Linked DNA regions of Homo sapiens: region 1 is linked to region 2. A link is a contact called in ENCODE Hi-C data. All regions are on one chromosome and are shown on one strand. The core of a region is the stretch at or near the end of the contact, and the rest is flanking DNA. Distances in the headings are between cores, read along the strand shown.

Evidence for each region. A loop is a pair of places that touch in the nucleus more often than their neighbours do. Pooled maps may share reads with other maps.
Region 1: a map of B cell shows a loop between it and region 2 (19-fold over the local background). The contact joins the promoter of LSM5 here to the promoter of PALS2 in region 2. A Hi-C loop is called at or near these places in 3 of 168 maps with a recorded cell type or tissue (B cell, CD8-positive, alpha-beta T cell and naive thymus-derived CD4-positive, alpha-beta T cell) and 4 of 50 pooled maps.

What each region holds. Positions count from the first base shown.
Region 1 is chr7:32,487,134-32,494,012 of GRCh38, reverse strand. It overlaps LSM5 (LSM5 homolog, U6 small nuclear RNA and mRNA degradation associated), which reads left to right and starts at 3,633. Exons shown (of 5, transcript NM_012322.3): 1 at 3,633-3,693; 2 at 4,669-4,764; 3 at 5,361-5,388; 4 at 6,256-6,328; 5 at 6,720-6,879. The coding sequence starts at 3,648. The coding sequence ends at 6,752. RefSeq lists an enhancer at 3,681-3,730.
Region 2 is chr7:24,569,140-24,576,033 of GRCh38, reverse strand. PALS2 (protein associated with LIN7 2, MAGUK p55 family member) reads right to left here and starts at 2,582. Exons shown (of 12, transcript NM_001303037.2): 1 at 2,441-2,582. RefSeq lists enhancers at 1,714-1,833, 1,884-1,933, 1,879-2,378, 3,244-3,343, 3,364-3,433 and a silencer at 2,034-3,103.

The DNA.
Region 1 (6,879 bases), core at 2,384-4,883, 7.9 Mb before region 2:
AAAATACAAAAATTAGACCTGTAATCCCAGCTACTCGGACGGCTGAGACAGGAGAATTGCTTGAATCCGGGAGGTGGAGGTTGCAGTGAGCCAAGATTGCACCATCGCACTTCAGCCTGGGGGACAAGAGCGAGATTTCCTCTAAAAAAAAAAAAGATATATATAAAAAGAGGGTCAGGCGTGGTGGCTCATGCTGGTAATCCCAGCACTTTGGGAGGCCGATGCGGGCAGATCACTTGAGGCCAAAAGTTGGAGACCAGCCTGGGCAACATGGTGAAACCCCATCTCTGCTAAAAATGCAAAAATTAGCCAGGCATGGTGGTGTGTGTAATCCCAGCTACTAGGGAGGCTGAGGCAAGAGAATCACCCTAACCCGGGAGGTGGAGGTTGCAGTGATCTGAGATGGTGTCACTGCACTGCTCTCCAGCCCAGATGACAGAATGAGACTCCATCTCAAAAAAATAAAGAAAGGGAGAGAGAGAGAAAGAAAAAGTTAGTTACTGGGAAAATTGAGACAGAAAGTGAACAAGGGAATTTCCAGGATTTTTTTCATCTCTAAATACACAGACTGGACCACTTAAGAATTTAGAATATAGGTGGGGCATGGCGGCTCACACCTGTAATCTCAGCACTTTGGGAGGCCAGGGTGGGTAGATCACTTGAGTCCAAGAGTTCGAGACCAACCTGAGCAATGTAATGAGACCTCATCTCTACAAAAAATAATAAAAAATAAATAGCCAGACTTGGTAGCACGCGCCTGTGGTACTGGCTTCTCAGGAGGCTGAGATGGGAGGATTGCTTGAGTCCGCGAGCACACCACTGTACTCCTGCCTGGGTAACAGAGTGAGGTCTTGTCTCTAAATTAATAAATAAAATATGATGGGGTGTTGCTATGTTGCCCAGGCTGGCCTCAAACTCTTGGGCTCAAGGGATCCTCCTGCCTCAGCCTCCTAAGTAGCTGGGGCTACAGTTGCCTGCCACCATGCACATCTTACATTATGTTTTAAATGAGTTGTATTAATGTAGAATAAATTCATTAACAAGATATTGTCCACAAGGACAAATGTCTATTGGGAAAATAATAAAATTTCTAATTTAACTCGAGGGAGAAAATTAGAAATGCCTTTCTGAACATATAATACATGGAAGAGCCTTTGGTAGTTACATGTATTTTATGATAAATTATAAATTCTATTTTACGTCTTCTACTTAAGACTTAAAGGGAGAAAAATCCTTGAGACATAGAGCTATGACATATTTTCAAGTTCATAACAACTCTCCATTTGGAATTGGCCTGTTCTTCCTTTTTGTGTCTTGCCTCAGGAGAGAAAATAATAAAAATACCACTCCCTGAAATCCCCATTAACTCTACTATGTAAGTGAACTATATATCGTTCCTTTTTTCAGATTCTAAAGAGATTTTCTTTATTCTTTATTAGTGGCATTCAAAATTGCTAATGTTTATTCTGTTTTTTTTTTGTTGTTGTTGTTTTGAGATGGAGTCTCACTCCGTCGCCAGGCTGGAGTGCAGTGGCACGATTGGCTCACTGCAACCTCTGCCTCCCAGGTTCAAGCGATTCTCCTGCCTCAGCCTCCTGAGTACCTGGGACTACAGGCGTGTGCCACCACACCTAGCTAATTTTTGTATTCTTAGTAGAGATGGGGTTTCACCATGTTGGCCAGGATGGTCTTCATGTCTTGACCTCGTGATCCGCCCACCTCGGCCCCCAAAGTGTTGGGATTATAGGCGTGAGCCACTGTGCCCAGCCTATTTTTCTAATTTTTAAAAACTCTATCAAATAACAACAATGTTTTGAATTCTCCCATACTGTCAGTATGGTATGGGGAAAATAAAATAGGAATAGAAAAGGAAAACCAGGAAAAGAGGTGGTTTTCAACCAAATGAGGATTGGACAAAAAGAAAAAAAGAGAAAGAGAAAGAAAGAAGCGTCACAAACAAATCTGGCATTACTTCGTATTTAAAATCTTATGAAGAGTAAGGAGAATGTTGATGGGTGTGAATGAAATAGTGAGAATCAATTTAAAGAATATTCATTAGGCGCCCTACAGTGTGCCTGAAAATGTAGTGTGCACAGTGTATAAAATAAGAAATTGCTTCCTTAAAGTGGCTTATGTCTGGTTATAAAAATAAGATGAATGCAAAACCAGCTAGCAATGCTAGCTTTATGTAGCTTCACTCTGAGCCAGACATCATGTATTAGAAAACAAGGATAAGTAATAACAGCTCATGTTTAAAAGGGCTATGTGCCAGGTCCTATGCTGACCACTTTTCATAGATTATCTCAATTAATCTTCACATTAATCTTATGAGTAGATACTGTTGTCCCCATTTTTTCCAATGGGTATATTGAGACTTAAAAAGTTAAAATAACTTGCCCATTGTCAAATAACTGACCATGGAATTTGAACCAAAGTCATTTAATTCAAAATGAAGAAATTTAATCACGTAAACTACTGCTTCCCATAATTCTCAGCCTTGAGGAACTCAGTCTATGAAGGAATGATGGGTGCTTAATGACCATTTGTTGTATGAATGAATGACGTTCTTTGTGGCCGCTCATGTTTATTGTTTAGCTTTTTTTTTTTTTTTTTTTGAGATGGAGTTTCGCTCTTGTTGTTCAGGCTGGAGTGCAGTTGCATGATCTAGGCTCACTGCAACCGCTGCCTCTCGGGTTCAAGCAGTTCTCCTGCCTCTGCCTCCCGAGTAGCTGGGACTACAGGCGCACGCCACCACGCCCAGCTAATTTTTGTATTTTTAGTAGAGACGGGGTTTCACCCATGTTGGCCAGGCTGGTCTCGAACTCCTGACCTCAGGTGATCCGCCCGCCTCGGCCTTCCAAAGTGCTGGGATTACAGTCGTTACCACTGCGCCTGACCTAGACTGTTCAGGTTTAAGTTCCTAGGATACAAATATAAAACAGACTAGGGCCGATACTTTGCTGTTTTCAACACAGAAGTGGAAAGCATGATTTTACACTTCTGGAATAATTTAGAGTGACATCTGGTGGTTGCCTGTGAGACAAGAATTGTTGAAGAAACTGAATTTAAAAGCCTATAATAAATAAGACTACCAGACATAAAAAGATAAGAACGATGAATTAAAGTAGTAAAAAGTTTAAAAAACATATCTTAAATCCTCACTAAAGAAAAATTTTAAAAAATGCTAGTTGCAGATTTTCAATCCACTGGACTTTAAAAAGAAACAATAGATTCCTTAATGAGTAGTTGTAACGAAAATTGTAACAGTTAATTGATGGCAGGAAATACGAATTGATTTATACTGGTTTGAAGATTCTGGCTTGAGAGGAAATGCAACTTTACGGGGGAAGAAGACTCAAACGTTACAGGAACAATTTATTCACAAGGCAAAATATCTTCAACGTCTCTCCAAAACTTCAAGGGCATTATGGGTATCTGCCGAGATGGTAAAATGTCCAGTGGGCAGGAAATATTTCACCGGATCTCACTTGCCGGGGAAAAAAGCCAGTGAACGCGACCCACGCAGCTGACTAGATCGTGCGCTCGGCCTCAGATTGGTCGAGCCTGTTTGGGCTGCGGAAAAAGCGGAAGCGCGCTTTTCAAAGTCGTCCCACCATCAATGAAGGCAGGCCACTTCCGGCGTAGCCATGGCGGCTAACGCTACTACCAACCCGTCGCAGCTGCTGCCCTTAGGTAATCGCCGTCCTTTGGGGAGCAGGAACAGGGAGCTGACATTCAGGATTGGGGGCCGAGGGGCTGTTCCGAGGCAGGCCCTGGCCGAGTGTGGGGAAATGTATAAGACCAAATGCGGTTCGACTCTGAGCTCCAAGTCTTCGCGACAGCAGGCCGCACCTGCTCTTTAACGTGGTCGGGCTCCTCCAGGCAAGGACTTTGACTTCTCAAACCAGACCTTCACTGGAAAAGGTCCACATTTAGTGAACGCGTCGTCGGCCTACTTTGTTGTGAGCCCGCCTCTGCAGTGTTATAGGTAGTAGGCCTACTTCTCAGCCTGGCGTTTACGATCCCCAGATTAGATAGACCATGTTATGTATGTGGTTGGTTAGTGACACTAACACCCTGGTCCGGAATGAGCCTTAAATGAGGAATCTGGAAACCAGCTCTGTTTGTTATTTATTCATTCAATAAGTAGTAACTGAGTATCTATACACTAGATACCGTGCCTGGGCATTTTTCAATGATAAACCATAGCCATTGCCTTCAAATAGCACACAAGCCAGTGGAGGAGAGAACACTGGACAAGTAGACATCATGCCACATAATGCTAGGCTAGCTAAAGAGATGTTCAAGCTACCGTCAGAGCACAGAGGATAGACAGAGTTGGGAAAGGGAAGCAGTGACCGGAGAGTTTCCGGTGAATATAATTATACCTATCTCCTCTTATATTTTTGTAGTTGGTGAAGAGTGATTGAACTAGTGGTCGTGGCCGTGATTGAAAAGTTTTCATTCCTTCATGCCACAGACTCTTTTGGAAGGCTCATTATGTGCCAGATGCTGTGCTTGAACTGAGATTTGTATTATAAGACCTAAAGTTATTGAATGAATGTTTTTCCTGGTTTTTCTTTCACTATATGCAAGTAAGAGTGCCAGTAGGCACTCAAATATTTGTTGAAATAATGAATGGTAAAATAATATTTTTTCCCTCCTCAGAGCTTGTGGACAAATGTATAGGATCAAGAATTCACATCGTGATGAAGAGTGATAAGGAAATTGTTGGTACTCTTCTAGGATTTGATGACTTTGTCAGTATCCTTTTAAAAGGTGGTGGTGGTATAGGTTTTTCTTAAGTAATAACATAAGAACTATAGACAATCAGTATATTTGTGATTATTATAATAAAAATCAGTTCATTCTCAGGGAACTTATGATAATGTTTTAAGAGGTATGTATTGAAAGACGGTAAAGTTCCTATCAACAACAAGCATTTTGAATTTGAGCCATTGTATTAAACATTGTAATTAAAACTGAACAGGCGAGCCCAGTGGCTCACGCCTATAATCCCAGCGCTTTGGGAGGGCGAGGTGGGTGGATCGCTTGAGCCCAGGAGTTTGAGACCAGCCTGGGCAAGATGATGAAACCCTGTCTCCACAAAAATTACAAAAATTAGCTGGGCATGGTGATGTACACCTGTGGGTCCAGCTAATCTCCGGGGCTAAGGCAGGAGGATCCTTTAAGCCTAAAAGGTGGAGGCTGCAGTGAGGTGTGATTGTACCACTGCACTTAAGCCTGGATGACAGAGCGAGACTTTGTCTCAAAACAAAAACAAAAACAAAAAACAAAAGCTGAACAAAGGCAGAAGCTAGAGTAAATTCTGTATTTATTTTCTTAACACCAAATTTCAGATATGGTACTGGAAGATGTCACTGAGTTGTGAGTAGTGTTAAAGAATTGGGGGGAATCTCTTCTTAATTAAAGACAGTTTTACTACTTTTGAGTAAAATTATTTATGAGAAAACATTACCTCTTGGTGGAATAACGTTAAAGATAGACGTTTTATCTGTTTGCTTGTAAAATTGGATCAGAGTGTTATTACCTTAATGTAATTATTAGTAAACGCCTAGAATATTAGTGGAGACACAGTTTTAAGGTAGAAGATAACAAAAAGAGCCAGGAATTTTAGGGTTCAGGTCAAATAAAGGAACTGATAGTAAGAGCATTTAGGCTGGACATGGTGGCTCATTCCTGTAATCCTAGCACTTTGGAAGGCCAAAGGAGGAGGATTAAGCCTGGGAGTTTGAGACCAGCCTGGGCAACAAAGGGAGACCCCTGTCTCTATAAAAAATTTAAAAATTAGCTGGTTATAGTAGGGGGCAGCTGTAGTCCTAGCTGCTCTGGAGGGTGAGGATCCCTTGAGCCCAGGAGTTCTAGGCTGCAGTGAACTATGATTGTACCACTGTACTCAGCCTGGGCAACAGAGCAAGACCCTGTCTCTTAAAAAAAAAAAAACCCAAAAAACATTTCATTTCATATTTGATTTCCTGGGCAAGCTTTCACTTCTTTTTATGAAGCTCTGTCTGATAGACGTGGGTCTTAGTGTCAGTGAGTTCATTCTGCTGCTTTTAATGAAGGTTACATTACCTAGTGGATAACCTTTGTATCTGAAAATTGTGGATATAATTGCTCAACCTCAGTGTAATTTGTATACAAGGATAACCTTTTTAGGGAGGGTAAGTATTTCCAAAATGTTGGCTTTGATTTTCACTGTTTGTCCTGACTGTATTTTATCTATTCATTTAGTGAAATCACACCAGAAGGAAGAAGGATTACTAAATTAGATCAGATTTTGCTAAATGGAAATAATATAACAATGGTAAGACACATTGAAACTGTTTTATTTTGATGGGAGCCCATTTTTGGGGAGCAGTGATTACAGAACTAACCTTAATGTTGCTTGCTTGACTAAATGATCATGGCCCAGTGGTGCATAAGATGGGAAAGGGGTTCTCTGTGGTCAGGGTCCTAAAGCTCAGCTATTGAAGAGGCATTGGGTCTAAAGGTTAGTTTGCTTGGAACTTTTAATCGCTGTTGAGATAGTAAGTATTAATTGATGACGTTGGGAATTGTAAATAGATACTGACAATCTGGAGAAAATGGGAACGTGGAGTGCAGGGGACAGGCAAAGGTGGCTTAATGAAGAGCAAGGGGTTTTTAGATGACATGGTGGTAGTGTTATTAATAAACTCTTTTTCCTCTTTATGCAGCTGGTTCCTGGAGGAGAAGGACCTGAAGTGTGAATGAGTTTCCTTGACTTACACTAGATTTTGTTTTGGCTTATAATGACAAGAAAATGGAATTTTTTTTCCCACTTTCTAATGTTTAAATCCCATAAAGCTAAGTTTCCCGTTAAAGGGAAGTGCTTTG
Region 2 (6,894 bases), core at 1,333-3,832:
ATAAACATCAGCACATCACTTACATGGTTAACTATACTTACCTGAAGTAGAGTTCTGATTTAAAAAAAAAAAATCTAGTCACTCATCAAGTGAATCACTCTGGAAGGAAAAATTATTAACTATTATATACCTAATGTGAATTTTACAAGATACTCTTTTTCAAAAGTCACCTAGCAATAGGTAATTTATATTAGAGTGATGTCAAAAGTATAAATGCGTCCTCTTACCTCTTTTAATTTTATTTTCTGGCTGTTTTTTTACAATTAGCCTTTGACTAGCACTAATCCTGTATTATTTGTAACTCTCTCAGCAATAATATGATGCTACTCCATTTTTACAAAGCTCAGATGTCAAAAATATGAAAGACATTTAATTAAAATATCTGTTTTATTCTGCTAATCCATTATTAAGTAGTAAAGCATGTAAAGGGATAGTAAATATTCAAACAAGCAACTTCAATTTTAAAACAACTTTTTAAAAAGATAACACATAGAGTCACAGTTATGTCTTCTTGGTTATCTCAAGCTAAAAAGAGGGGGAGTGGGGAGAGAAAGAGAGAAGCAGGCTATGTAGTGCTCTGGAACAATTTCAGCCTAAAATGAGACTCAGAAGCAAACTGCTCCCTCAAATGTTTAAAAATATGATTCATTTTTAAAAATCCAACAGTTGGCCTAAAGAAAAAAAAAGATTCTGTCTTATATAGAGCTACTAGACTTGCTTAAACACCTTAATTTTTCCAGTGTTGATTTAACCTAGAATGCAAAATAATTCATTTTGACATTCCAGATGTCAAGAATTCGGTGGCATCAGTAAGGACACATACACACCTCTTTCATAAAGATGGTGTGCAGTCTCCATAGGACAAAATTGAGCAATTAAAAGTGTTACCATTTGTGTATTATGTAACCGTAGTCCAGAATGAAGGAAACATGGACCTTAAAGAGTAACACATCGTGCAAACACGCATTTAAACACCTATTTAAATATATGATAGATTTAAGGTACAAATGACCTCAAAATGACACAACCCACAAAAGTTCTTTGTTTACTGTTAACAAGGCCTCAGAAGACATAACTATAATCAGGCCTACTACCCACTACCCTATCATTGCACAGTAGATGCCTACAATAAGCAATATTACTTGAGGTCCGTTGCTATACCTATATACGGAAACTATATACCGCATTACTAAAAATGTTACTTCGCCTGGTATATTCGACCAACATAAGTTTACAAATGATTTGCAAAATTTCACGGGAAGAAATGGCTGCTAAATCATACTCCAATTGAAACGCATTTTAACGCACCCCAAACGTTCTCAGCTACACTACAAGACCACTTGTAATATACTTGAAGCACAAAGTAAAATTCCAACACTCTCCAAAGGCGTAGGAAAGAATAAAACGTGGCTAGCCTGACCTTACCCGGCTGTTTATAAGTAATGCGGAGAATTTTCTGAGCTTCCCCGGCAGTCTTCAATTCTCTCCCTCGCTTCACCCCCACCCCCTACACAGATGCACACCCAACTGATGGAAGTTTAACAAATGTAATCTCGAGCTGCAATCCCAGAAACTGGTAGGATTGAGAATAAACTCCCAGTAAAGTGTTAAAAAGTCCTTCTGCAAAAAAACATCTACCAACCAATCCACATCCTGTCACCACACGGTCGGATACCTCAATCGACTCCCCTGCTGACCCTCCACCCAGCCAAAATAAAAAAGCCCCAGCACCTATTTGGTTTCAGACAAACGTACCGAGAATCCGCGAGCACGATCTCAGCAGCGAACGCCCCCGCGGCAGCCTGTGCTCGGCCCACAGCCACTTTGGCCAAACAACTGGAGTCTCGTACCTCGGAAGTAGCGGCGGTAGTTGGAGAAAGCCTCCTCCCCTACCAACTCCGAGCTCGGGAGAGAACCGGGAGCCGGCGGAATCACCCCCTCTCGGGACAGACCCCGGAGGTGTCAGTCACAGCAACGCCGCCCCCAGGCCGGCTCTCCATTCAGGCTCCACCGCGACTCCCGCCGCAGAGGTGTAGGCACCCAAGCCCCGCGCCCGAAGGGGCCCCGCGCGTCTGCGGCCCTAGCCCCAGTCGGGGCCGCGCCGGGGAGCGCGTGGGGAGCGGCGGCAAGCAGCATGGGCCAGACACGTTGCCGAGCTCCGGCCCGCCCAGCCGCCCGCAGCCAGAGAGGCAGGAGCCCGGCCGAGCGCCCCTTCCGCGCGGGCCGGGCTGGGGGCGGCCAGCAGCCTCCCCGACCGCGGCGCCGCCGCCGCCGCCTGCCGGTCCCTCTTCCCCGCGCCCGCCGAAGCCCAGGTGCCGAGGGGGGCGGGGCGGGCCAGGGTCCCCGCGTGGCGCGCCGCGCCGAGCAACAGGGCGCCCCCGGCCGGCCCGGCGCGCGGCGCGACCGTTACCCGAGCGGCGTGGGGGTCCAGTTAACTCACCGGCTCGCACCTCAGCCGCCTCCGCGCCGCCGCTGCCGCCGCTCCCGGTCGCTCCCCGCCGCCGCTGCTCTCCCTCAGCCACAGGCGCCGCCGAGCAGCCCCATCTGCAAACTCGTGGCTCGTAGTTGAGAACTGGAAATGCGTCTCTCACTGCCCTCCGCCTCCCTCTCTCTCCTCCCCCTCCCTCGCTCCCCACTCTGCCCCAGCTCCGGTCGCCCCCGCCGCTGCCTCCGCGCGCGCAGCCAGCCGCGCCTCAGCCGCCCTCCTCCTCCTCCTCCTCCTCCTCCTCCTCCTCCAGCCGCCGCCGCCGCCGCCGCTTGGGCGCGCTCCCAGCCGGCCTCGCGCGTGCGCCGGACGTCGGGGAGCGCGCGCTCGGGCGCGAGGAGGTGCCACCGCCTCCGGAAAGCCGGGCCCCGCCCCTCCCGCCGCGGCTGGGCGCCCAGGTGGAGCCCCCTCCCAGCTTCTGAGCGCCCAGACTGACTGCGCTCTGCGCCCGGCCGGCTCGCTTCAGGGGTCCCGGACCTGCGCCCGCGAGAGAGGGCTGGTCGGACCCAGTCCCCGCCGGGTCTCCTGGGCCGAAGTCGCAGCTGTCTGTCAGCATTTACGGGTGGGCAAGATACTCCTCGGGGCATAAAACAGGCTCCGCCCTGACCTTTCTGAGAGTTTTACATTCAAGAACCCAGTCGTGGGGCACAAAAGAGAAATGGAACGAGAAGAAAAGCCTCTGGAAAAATCTCCCCCTCCCCCTTCACAGACTCCACTGGATCTGATGTGTATTTGGCAGGTTCTACGGCGCTGACTGTGTCCTTCATTAATTTTTTCCCAAAGGCCCGACCGGGCAGTGTGATTCACACCCGAGGAAATGCATGGACACTGGCTCTTTTCATAGCACCGAGGCTCCCGTGGAACTCCCTGGGTCGGCTTTGCCAGACACTCCCTGGACACAGTTGTTCAGCTCCTCCCCAGCACCTGGGCTTCCCAGACCTCAAAAGGGTGGGGTTGGGGAGGGCATGCCATCCTTTCAGCCTGGACTCTGCGTAGAGCTTGGTGAACTGTGATGAGTGTCCGGATGTGTAGATGACACATTTTGACAGAAGTGCAGATTTAATTTTTCAGTTGAAAGGAACTGAGCAATGCACTGCAGCAGAGACTTCTGGCTAGAAAAACATAGCAAGGCAGCCAGAGAACTTCCGATCCCCTTAAAAGAGCTCTGTGAACCCTCAGACCTGTGACAGGCGGCTTTTGGAAAAACTATTGTGTTCTTCCTAAAATTGAAGAATGTAATTTACATTTTACAAAATGCTTACTGCAATCTTTTCAAACCATGAACGTAGAAAGTGCAAGTCAAACTTTACGTGTGAGGAGTGTTATGAGGTGGCCTCCTCTGTGCAGCCTTTCCTGGCTTCTCTTGGGCACCTTGCACAAACCAGACCATTAATAAGTGTTTGCAGAATAAATGCGTGCATCATGGCCCTTTGGATTCAGAGATGAAGTTATAAGTTGTATTGTCTCCTCTCTTTGTGAATGTGGCAGGCATGGAAGGGAGAGAGAAAATACTATTGATGAGATGTATTAAGAAGGTCCAGTGTCCAAAACAGTGATTTTTGTGTTTATCCTCAACCAAGCATCAAAGATTAATTTACTTTTCCATTAGGATCATTAATTTTGCAAACCAACATGCAGGGGGGCCTTGTACAGTGTTAATTTAGAACCTTCTTTCCTGGAACCACAAACCCAGGCAAAGGTAATTGGAAGCATTTAAGGAGACTCAAACGTGCCCAGGGCACAGAGTAGCTTTGGGCCCCCTGTAGTCAGGATGGCTGGATGAAATGAAGTGGAGTGGGCTCGGAGCCCAAGGCAGAGACAAAGCGGAAGGATGGGGTTTGTCTTCTCGGGGTGTCAGCAAGACCTTTCAGGTCCTTCTTGCTGCCCCAGGCCCACTTGCTTCTCACAGGACACCCATGGGTCCTCCCTGCTGTACCCTACCCAGGCTTGTGAACTCTTTTCCCTTCTGACTCTTAACCTTAACACATCCCCTTGGACCCAGCCACTTAGTTACTTGCCCTGAGCTTCTCTGGGGTTGGGGTGGGAGGTAGGGTATGAATGTCATTTCCAGATATGTTAGTGATCCTTAATAGTGCACTTTTATTTCCTCAAGGGTCTTCTGGAAACAATGTCCTAACCTACTCTACCCCTGCTCCCTGCAAGTAGAATGATGTTAACTGAGGAAGTTTTAGGGAGGGAGGGTTTGGGGTAGGCTCTGCCCCTCAAATTACATGCAGACCTACCTGACTTAAAGCTGGCACCACTCCTGGCCAACTGCTTTATCTCTGCATCTACCAGAGACCCAGCATTTGGGAGCAGGAATACAGGAACAATTATCTTTCATTTGCAGTTCCAAGTCTGTGCTCTAAGTAATGACAGCAGCTATCAGATGGAGGCTTATCACTGCCGTAAGACTCAGCTTCATTCTTAGAGTCAGAAAAATGATTTTGCTCCAATAACTGTCTTTGATTGCTCCCCTTCAGAAAGCTCTTGCCGGTGAAGTTCCTCTCTCAGTGTCAGATGAGTATTGTATCAAATACTCATATACAGTTATAAAAGGAAACACTATTTCCTTTTATAAATGATATTCCCATTTTATAACATTCTGCCCTTCCTCTAAACTTTAAAGGTGGGACATGCCAGGATAAATTTAAAGTGTTCTCAGTTAAACATTGGAACTCCCATCATTGGTTCCCAACTCAGCTTTCTGAGAGGTCATCATACTGAGACACCACCATCCATTTCCCATACCGGTTACAAATTCTTCATTCCAAGAAAGGGGAATGATATGATTGAGAATGATGGTGGATCTTTCTCTTCAGTGTCCTTAATAGTCTGACTTTTCATTTCCTTCAAGGTTACTCTAAAGGGATCATAATTTTACCACAGCCCAGTATCTCCCAACGGTAATTCAATTTAAAATTTGAATTTTGATTCTTAATTCAGGAGCATCCATCACTCAATTTTGTTTCCTCCTTCAAATGTAAACAACATACACTTTTAATGTGATTACATTTTCTTTTCTCTTCTGACCTGCTTTGCTCCTACAGAAATTGAGAATTTTGCTAATAGCCCCGAATTTTAGCAAAAGCAAATCCTGTGTACTTGTTTTTCAACTAATCCATCATAGTAAAAGCAGTGACACTCCTGGAGGATAGCTTTATTTAAAAATGCAACTGGCATGCATCACAAAGTCCAACCAAGTTTTCCTTCAGAATACTTTATTTAGCTTCACTCCTTTTATCTCTGCTCACAAAGCTAGGTCAGATTCCAATTTCCAGCCTCCTTGCTAACCTTTCTAATTCTAGCCTCTCTCTTGCTTCCTTGCAATTTATCCTATACTCAGAGCAGTGCTTCTTAATTTTTGGCTCTTTATTGAAATCACCCAGAGAACTTTAAGAAACAAAACAAAGCACTGATGCTTTGATGCCATCCCAGACTTAATTGCTCTGGAGCACAGCCTGGGTGCCAGGATTTTTTCAGAGCTCTCCAGATAACTCTAATACGCAGCCAGAGTTAAGAACTATGGAAATGAATCATCTTCCAAACAACATTTATACCAAATCTTCACAACAGTGGGGTAGCTCCAAATTACCTCGAGTAATCAAATTAAAATTCCTAATCCTGTGCTTTAAGACTCTTTGCCAATTGACTAGAATAGTCCCCTTTCAAAACAGCTTAAATTTATCTCCTTCCTAAAGCTTCTCCAGATTAGTCTCACCTGGCTGCCTGAAGATCACCGTTCCCAGCTCTGAGCATCCCGACTGGCACTGGTTTACAAACCGCTGGACCTCAGTTGATTGTGTACATTATTGTTTTAATCTTGCTTTCATAGATATTTGTCAGAGGCTTTTCTTATAATCTAAATCTTTCCAAAAGTCCCACTGGGTCAACTGTCTCAAACAGAAATGTCTTAGCAGAACTTTCTCCTCTAAACTAGCTGTCTGAAAAAACATTTCCTGATACGATGGCAGTTCTTTTTTTTTTTTTAATCATCACAATTAAAGCCAAACATTATAAGAACTTGAGTTTTGGGGTTGTTTGGTTTTTCCTTAAAAAAGAAAACTATATATCTCAGCATATCTCCTTGACTTTTCTTACCATTATTTGTTTATTTTAGGCATTGGAATTGGGCTTCCACACCCACTTCTCTGCTGAAACTACTATTTCCATCACAATTAACATTTTCATTCATGTGTTCATCCATTCAGTCACTCATTTACTAGTGAAGCATAATGAAAATAAAAAAATTAACAATATCAAGTAGTCCCTACCTAATGGCGAAGAATAATAAGCAAAATATTACATAATAAGTGCTATGCCAGGTGTCTTAATAGTATATGACAGAATTAGTGGGGAAGGTCTTTGCTTAGTGTTCATGCCATTGAACTTCTCTGCAGTGTTTGAGG